Linked DNA regions of Homo sapiens: region 1 is linked to region 2. Evidence: read pairs that join two places in POLR2A ChIA-PET (ENCODE). Cell type or tissue: GM12878. All regions are shown on one strand. Links, peaks and the distances in the headings refer to the core of each region. The heading gives the core; the rest is flanking DNA.

Region 1 (4,382 bases), core at 92-4,091, 610 kb before region 2:
ACCCCTTCCGCACAAAGAAGGACAGGCAGGACCAGAGTCACACCAAACCACCATGAGTAAAACTAGAGGCCAAAGGGCCTGGATGGTAGGGACCCTCTGAGGAGGGGCAGGGCGGGACGTGCCTACCATGGCTGGCTCTCAATCCACTGGGCCAAGTAGTGCCGGACCTCGATGGGGAAGTGCTGGCCGTACAGCACCTGCATCTGGCGCAGCGCGTCTCCCTGCAGCTGCTGGGCCTGGATCCAGCCCGCCATGGCCGTTCACCTAGGGCGAGCCGAGCGCTGAAGCGCTCTCCTCTGCAGAGGCCAAGGAACCGGGCCTGCCCCTGGCCTTGCCATGCCTACCTATCCCTGGACCGCGGCCAGGCCAGGCCCCTCCCCTCCCACAGATAGCTTTCCTGTGCGGGAACAGAGATGGTGAGGAGTGGAGGGCCGCCCATCCCCTCCAACAAGGAACCCGCTGAAGGGGAGGGGAAGGTGCTCTGCAGAGGCAGGTGCCCTCCCCGTCTTCCTCTCCCCTCGCCCCACCGGAGCTTCCCTAGTGAGGGGGACGGCCAGAAACTGAAAGAGAAACTTGACGGCGGGAGGCCCACAGGCCCCCTGGAGAGGGCTGCAAGGATCCCCCAGCCCACCTCGGGCCCGGTTTCTGGGAAGGGGAGATATTCCAACCCGAAGTTAGGCCAGCGCCACGACGGCTCCCACTCGACGGCTAGGGCTTTTCGGGCACGTGGCTGGGGCTGTTCAGGAGACAGGGCTGAGGACTTGGGCGCTCCCCTCTTCGGCTGCTCCCCCATCTGTGCACTAGTGCCTCCCCGGGTCCAGCCCGACAGGTGCTCCCTCTCCGAGGCGTGCCAGGACGGCGCCCTCCCTGGCCTCTGCCTTTCATCCCCGACCCCTGTCCCCACGTCCCCCCGTCCCTCGTCTGCGCTGGGCCAACTCCCTCGCAGTGCCGGGGACTGATCCCCGCGCTGCGCCCGGCCGTCGAGCTCCGGGTGCCGGAGGTGCCGGGGCGGCAGTAGAGTGTCCCCTCTCGGCGCGCCGCCGAGGACGCGCCACCGGGTCACCCACCTGGTGGGGCCGCACCGTCCGGCAGCCGGGCCGGCTCTGCGCCCCGCGGCTCTCGCTCCCGGCCGGGGTTCCTGGCGGCGGCGGCAGCGGCGGCTGTTACTACAGGAAGGAGCGGAGAGCAGCGATTTCCTCCTCAAAGGTCAGCTGCCTGCGATAGACCATACACAGCGCGCGAGCCCGCGCCAGCAGCCCTCCCAGCCCCGCTTGCTCCCTCCCTGCCTCGCCCTCAGTCGCCGGCTCCCCTGCAAGTGCGCAACAGCGGCGGCCGTTCCCGGCGGGCGGCGCCGGGCGTGGGGGCTGCCCCGACGGCGGGGTCCCCCGGGAGTCCCAGCAGGCCCTCGGCGGCGGCTCCCAGGGAGCGTCCCGGAACCGGGGCGGGTCAGAATAGCCGGGGGAATGTGGTTGTCGGGCGTTGCCGGGAAATCCCGGGCTCTGGAAATCCCAAACCTGGGCCTCAGTTTTCTCATCCGCAAAAAGGGAGGAGGGAAAAGTGGACCAATTGGCGACGCCTTCCAGCTCTGGCGCGTGTCATCTTTTGAGCCCCTAGATTAAAAAATAAATGTGTGGGGTGTGTGTGTGCACGCGCGTGTGTGCGCATGTGTGTCTTGGGGGCCACAGGTTTTGTGACCTCAGAGACAAAACTGTAGAGAGGGGAAGAACTGGGGATTCTAGTGAAGCCAAGATCACCCCCACCACCGCAGCACCTCCCTCCTTCTTTTACTCCGGCCATCTAAACTCAACCCTGACGGAGGAACTGGAAAGAATCTTGGCAGTCATGTGTTTCAGCCCTCCCCCTCTCCACAATTTTGCAGGTAAGAAATGGAAGTCCTGAGAGGGAAAGGGGCTTGCCCGGGGCCACCCAGGGCCACACAGTAGGCACGTGGCCTCACCAGCCGACTGTGATCCATAAACTAGCCAGCGCCCCCGTTCACCCAGCCTAGTTACTTATGAGGCTGGTTCTACCTTCAGAAAAGTCCAGGGAGGGACCGTCTTGAGTCCTCCTAACTTCGAAACTCTCTACAGGCCTTGCCACAGCAGTGAATATCCTGTCTAGAGCCTCAGTCCCCCTCTCCAAGAGGCCCCTTCCCACGAGGCCCAAGGGGTTTGGTAAGGTCGGGCTGGACGCCTTCCATCCCCTTTGCCCAGCTTCCCTCTCCTCTGGGCCTCCCCTCTGCCTGGCAGCGGGTTGGCAGCACCAGAGGAGGGGCCAGCCCAGCTGCCCACTCACAGCACAGCTGGGCCAAGACTGCATGTTCTGTTGGGGGGGGTGCATTCTCATCTGCCTCCCTCCCCAGCTGCTTCTCAGAGCTGCCCTTTTCTCTCCATTTCCACTCTCCTTTCTTGCCCCTTACTACCTCTCCCAGTTTCATTCTTTTAACTTCAGAGGAAAAAAAAAAAAAGAACTTCAAAGCTGCAGAAGCCAAAATGTCTGCGTTCTCCCCACCTTCTCTGTGTGGTCACAGTGTCTTAGTTGGCAGGATCACGAGGAAAGGAATTGAAAACTCTAAGGGGGTGCATGGAGGATGTAGGGAAGCCTTGCTTCCCAGATGCTCTGCAGGGGGCCCCAGGGAGGAGGAAGTATAGTCCCTCTCCTCTCCTTTCCCACTCTGAGCAATGGATTTGGCAGGGGAGGGTCAGACACAGAGCTAGGGGGTCAACTGGAATGAAAGCCAAGTGCCACAGCTGGAAGTGACCATAAAGATGATTTTACAAGTGGAAAAACAAAGGCCAGAGAGGGGAAGTGACTTTGCCACCGTCATGCAGCCTGTCGGTGGCTGGATACAAACCCATTGCCACATTTGGGTGGGTCCCACTTGGCACCTGTGCCCTCCAGCAGTTCCCTTCAGGCAGGTGTGGAAGTCAGTTGATGGGAGCAGATTCCTCAGGTTTTCAAGTCCTCTCACCCAGGTCTGGAGGGCAGAGGGCCACCCTTGCCATGCACTGACATCTGGGCACCTGATGGGGTGGGGGTGCCTGCTTAAGAGAGGGGGTCCTGCCTGCTCTCTTCCAGGCAGCCACCTCTCTAGACTTCTCCTCCAGGGCCTGCAGAGGCCTGTTGCTCCAGCAGGCAGCCCCACCCACCAAACATCTGTCTTGGTTGGGCCGGGCTTGGCTTTAGTGTGGGTAGTCCTAGGTCCTAAAAAGCTAGCATTGAGGTGCCAGAGTACAGAATGGGAAGGATGGGCCTAAAAGGGTGTGTGGCTGTGTTTTCAGAGCCCTCCCGTGCCTCCCACCCTGACCCTGTGCCCAGTGGCTGTGCCCTTGGTTGACCATCCCTCATTTGGTCTCTGACTGTAAGGCCCCGAATATCTGTGTCTTTCATTGCACATTTCCCCTTCTGGGTTTTTTTTTTTTTTTTTTTTTTGAGATGGAGTTTCGCTCTCGTTGCCCAGACTGGAGTGCAATGGCGCGATCTTGGCTCACAGCAACCTCCACCTCCAAGGTTCAAGCGATTCTCCTACCTCAGCCTCCCGAGTAGCTGGGATTACAGGCATGTGCCACCACTCCTGGCTAATTTTGTATTTCTAATTTTGTATTTTTAGTAGAGGCGGTGTTTCTCCATGTTGGTCAGGCTGGTCTCGAACTCCCGACCTCAGGTGATCCACCCGCCTCGGCCTCCCAAAGTGCTGGAATTACAGGCATCAGCTACCATGCCCGGCCCCCACTCTGGCTTTTATTCTCTCTGTGTCTCTCCCTTGTCTCCTTAGGTCTCCATCTGGTTCTCTGATTCTGTCTGGGTTTCTCTCCATTTCTTCAGGCCTGTTCTCCCTTTGAGATGCAGTGGGGAGGAGGAGGAGCTATGGAACTTTCCCAGGATGGGCAAAGGGCACCCAAGGGAGTAGAGGGAAGGGTGTCAGAGTTGGGTTGGGAAGAGGTGACTGTAGTCGTGGCTCCAGATAACACAACTACCCAGAAATGTCAAATTTGGGGTTTCTTTTTGCTTTCAGTCCCCTTGTTTGTCCCCTTGTGTGGGTGATTTCCCACCACAAAGTGCCCTGGTGATTTTGGGGAACCAGGCTGTGGAGGAGAAAACTGAGGCCACGGGATGGGGGTTCAGGAAGATCAGAAACTGTCAAGGGTCTGACTGAGCTGCGGTCCGAGGCTGGCCTCCTTGCCCCTAACTGCTCTTCACCCCCAAATCCAAGTCACAGTATTAGATGGGGAGTGAGGAAGGATTTTAGAAATCTTACAGAAATATATTCCCCAGGCTAGGTGCAGTGGCTCACGCCTGTAATCCCAGCACTCTGGGAGGCTGAGGTGGGAGGATCACTTGAGGCCAGGAGTTTGAGACCAGTCTGACCAACATGGTGAAAC
Region 2 (4,382 bases), core at 93-4,092:
GAAGTTTTTATGCTCTTTTACCCCCGTAGTTCAATGAGTTCCGAATTGTTGTCCCATGACTGAGAAAAATGAGGTACATGGACAGCAGAGAGTGAGTAAGGCAGAATAGAATTTATTGAGGGACAGAAAAGCTCTCGACAGTGAGAGGGGACCCAAAAATGGGTTGCTGACCACGAGGCTGATACATTATAATTAGCATATAATAAGCAGTAAGGACACCAGAGGTTGGGTTGCTTTCTTTTTGTTTTTTTTTTTTTTTTTTTTTTTTGAGACAGAGTCTTGCTCTGTCGCCCAGGCTGGAGTGCAGTGGCACGATCTCAGCTCACTGCAACCTCTGCCTCCCAGGTTCAAGCGATTCTCCTGCCTCAGCCTCCCAAGTAGCTGGGACTACAGGCACGTGCCACCAGGCCCAGCTAATTTTTTGTATTTTTAGTAGAGATGGGGTTTCACCGTGTTAGTGAGGATGGTGTTGATCTCCTGACCTCGTGATATGCCTGCCTCAGCCTCCCGAAATGTTGGGATTACAGGCGTGAGCCACCGCGCCCAGTCCAGAGGTCGCTTTCATTACCATCTTGGTTTTGGCTGGCTTCTTTACCACATCTCGTTTTATCAGAGGGGTCTTCGTGACCTGTACCTTGCAAAACCAGTCCTGTGGAACTCCTATTGCAAGACTATACAGGTTAATGGCTTAACTCTACAATACTACCCCACTTCATTTTAAAATTTTATCTATCTGTCTGTCTATCTATCTATCTATCTATCTATCTATCTATCTATCTATCTACTTTTAGAGACAGGGTCTTGCTCTGTTGCCCAGGCTGGAGTGCAGTGGTGTGATCATAGCTCACTGCAGCCTCCAATTCCTTAAGACTGTCCCACTGCAATGCCAGCCACAAGTCTGCGCTTCACGTGCTTCTGGCCAATGGTTATAAATCAGGAGTTCCCACAACCCCTCCTTGGATTTGATAGTTTGCTAGAATGGCTCACAGAACTCAGGAAAACAGTTGAGTTACCAGGCTGACAGCTTATTATAAAAGAATACAACTAAAAAACAGCAGATGGCTGGGTGCAGTGGCTCATTGCTACAATACCAGCACTTTGAGAGGCCGAGGCGGGCAGACCACTTGAGGTCAGGAGTTCAAGACCAACCTGGCCAAAACAGTGAAACCCTGTTTCTACTAAAACTACAACAATGAGCCAGGTGTGGTGGTGGGCACTTGTAATCCCAGCAATTTGTAATCCCAGCAACGGGCTGAGGCAGGAGAATTGCTTGAACCTGGGAGGCAGAGGTTACACTGAGCTGAGATCGCACCACTGCATTCCAGCCTGGGAGACAGAGTGAGACGCTGTCTCAAAAAACAAAACAAAACAAAACTCAAAACAGGCAGGGCGCGGTGGCTCACGCCTGTAATCCCAGCACTTTGGGAGCTTAGGCGGGTGGATCACAAGGTCAGGAGATCAAGGCCATCCTGGCCAACATGATGAAACCCTGTCTCTACTAAAAATACAAAAATTAGCCGGGTGTGGTGGCGGGTGCCTGTAGTCCCAGCTAGTTGGGAGGCTGAGGCAGGAGAATCGCTTGAACCCGGGAGGCAGAGGTTGCAGTGAGCCAAGATTGCTCCACTGCATTCCAGCCTGGCAACAGAGCCAGACTCCTTCTTAACAACAACAACAAAACAAACAACAACAACAACAACAACAACAAAACAAACCTGGCAGGATGGAGGAGACGCACAGGGTGAGGTGTGGAGAAGTGTGGGGAGCTTTGACGTGCTTTCGGGTGCACCATCCTCCCAACACCTTGATGGGTCCTTTGGGTTTTTATGGTGCTTCCATTATGTAGGCATGGTTGATTACATCATTGGCCCTTGGTGATTAAACTCAATCTCAAGCCTCTCTTCCCTCCCCAGAGGCCAGGAGGTGGGGCTGAAAGTTCTACTTCTCTAATCACATGCTTGGTTCCCCTGGCATCCAGCCCCCCTCCTTAGGGGCTTTCCAAAAGTCACTCATTAACTTAAACTCCTGTGTGGTTGAAACAGGCTTGTTTTGATAACAAAAGATGTTCCTTTAACTTTTGTTGCTCCAGGGATATTTCAAGAGCTGGGGACAAAAGACAAATATTAATTTATTATATTACATTAGGGCTCTGTGCCAGGAACTGGGGACCAATATCAAACAACTTTTCATATCATATCTCAATATCGCAATGCCTGTTGCATAAAAAATTAAAAAGTCGCAAAGCAACCAAAAAATCACCTGTTAAATCAGTCACCACCCAGAGATGACCAGGACCCATTCTGGCCTCTTTCCATCTGGTTTTGTGTAGATTTATGAAGACACCAAATTCTTTGAGGCTCCCTTTGCTCTGTGCTGTGTCAGTCTGTGTGCAGTCCTCGGCAGCTCTTCACAGTCTCCCCAAAGAATTCATTTTCACTTAAAACACAAGTTATAACCGTAGTAGGTTTATTGCTCGATGTGCATATGGAAAGCCAGTAACTGAGATACTGGGTTGTAGCAGAGAAAGAGGCTTAATTGTAGGGCTGCTGAATGAGGAGACCAGAGGAAACCTCAAATCCATCTCCCTGAGGAGTTTGGGGCTAGGAATTTTAAGGGTTTTGGAGGGAACTGATCATTGATTGGTGCAAGGTGAATTCACCTACAGGGAAATGAAGAAACTGCATTCTTATGCTAATTTGATTACTCCGTGGGAACCTTCAAACTGGTTGGCATCAGCTGTTCCATTGGAATTCAGGATTGGAGAAACATCTTCAGCAATTTTTTTTTTTTTTTTTTTTTTTTGAGACAGATTCTCACTCTGTCACCCAGGCTGGAGTGCAATGATGCAATCTGGGCTCACTACAACCTCCGCCTCCCGGGTTCCAGCAATTCTCCTGCCTCAGCCTCTCTAGTAGCTGGGATTACAGGCATGCACCACCATGCCCAACTAATTTTTGTATTTTTGTAGAGATGGGGTTTCTCTGTGTTGGCCAGGCTGGTCTCAAACTCCTGACCTCAGGTGATCCACCCACCTCGGCCTCCCAAAGTGCTGGGATTATAGACATGAGCCAACACACCTGGCCATCTTCAGCAATTCTTAAACAGAAGTCTCATGATTCTAATGTCAGAGATCCTATCTGTAGGAACATGGAAATGCAGATGTTCAGTACTGAGTGTTAGGTGATTTTAGGTTACAAGGAACTGGGCCAAAGAGCAGCCCGATTAATGCTTAATTATACCTGTATTCCTATCCAGAGTTTTTGTCAAACTTGTGAGGACAGCTTCAGTGTGAGTGATGTAAACTTTACTCAGTGACCCCTGAAAGAGGTGGGGGAGGGCATTTACACACACACACACACACACAAATGCACACACACCCCATATCTCAAAAGTCTTAACTTGCTTAGATCCCTCTTGACCTCTCTATGGGGGTTGCTTTCTCCCATCTAGAACCTGTTTTGTTGGCTCCTTCATCTCCTCCTTTGATCCCCTCCCAGTTGCAGACCTTCAACTTTTCTGTCTCTGGTTTTGCAGGTCAGTTTATCCCTGCTCCCTGCTTGCCCCCAAATGTGTACAGCCAAGACCTATTTCAGTACTGGGGAAAAAAAAAGAGGGTTGCAGGTTTATAGAACCTCTAGAGAGCAGGAGGGGTTAGAAACATCCAAAATTTTCCTTCTTTCTTTTTTTTTTTTTTTGAGATGGAGTCTTGTTCTGTAACCCAGGCTGGAGTGCAGTGGTGTGATCTCGGTTCACTGCAACCTCTGCCTCCCGGGTTCAAGTGATTCTCCTGCCTCAGCCTCCTGAGTAGTTAGGTTTACAGGCGTGCGCCACCACACCTGGCTAAATTTTGTTATTTTTTGTAAAGACAGGGTTTTGTCATGTTGGCCAGGCTGGTCTTGAACTCCTGGCCTCAAGTGATCTGCCCACATTGGCCTCCCAAAGTGCAGGGATTACAGGTGTGAGCCACTGCATCTGGCTGAAATTTTTATTTTTATTTTTAAATTATACCTTTAAATTGTAGGAGATCAGAATATGCCACCCCAAAATATGACCATAGACCGGAATATGCTGCCCCAAATATACTTCTTCAGCATAAGGATTATTTTGAACTGATTTTTTTTAACAAAAAAATTTACAGTTAAGGGAACAAACAAGTTAATCGTGTTTAATGAACAGACCCAGGAAATGTCCTGATGTACCAATACCTTAAGAAACAAGGCCGGGCACGGTGGCTCACGCCTGTAATCCCAGCACTTTGGGAGGCTGAGGCGGGCAGATCACCTAAGGTCAGGAGTTTGAGACCATCCTGGCCAACTTGGTGAAACCCCGTCTCTACTAAAAATACAAAAAATTAGCCGGGCGTGATGGCACACACCTGTAATCTC

Evidence for each region. Peaks named below come from ENCODE experiments on the same cell type or tissue, not always from the same donor. Only the 100,000 strongest peaks of a DNase experiment are listed, where the experiment ranks them.
Region 1: POLR2A ChIA-PET joins it to region 2 with 7 read pairs; 2 of 35 experiments call an interaction of 5 or more read pairs at or near these places.

Annotation. Positions count from the first base shown.
Region 1 is chr17:42,285,284-42,289,665 of GRCh38, reverse strand. STAT5A (signal transducer and activator of transcription 5A) reads right to left here and starts at 1,168. Exons shown (of 19, transcript NM_001288718.2): 1 at 1,068-1,168; 2 at 127-264. The coding sequence starts at 254. It also overlaps a transcript of STAT5B not described here. RefSeq lists enhancers at 105-164, 1,611-2,111, 2,395-2,454 and silencers at 815-1,494, 1,515-1,594. In GM12878, for the core only: no CTCF peak of the experiment used is centred there; a DNase peak (open chromatin) is centred at 1,915; H3K4me3 peaks cover 3,299 bases; H3K27ac peaks cover 2,271 bases.
Region 2 is chr17:41,674,125-41,678,506 of GRCh38, reverse strand. No RefSeq gene overlaps it. Among named protein-coding and RNA genes, the nearest start is that of EIF1, 13 kb to the left of the region's middle. In GM12878, for the core only: no CTCF peak of the experiment used is centred there; a DNase peak (open chromatin) is centred at 1,896; H3K4me3 peaks cover 1,163 bases; H3K27ac peaks cover 1,807 bases.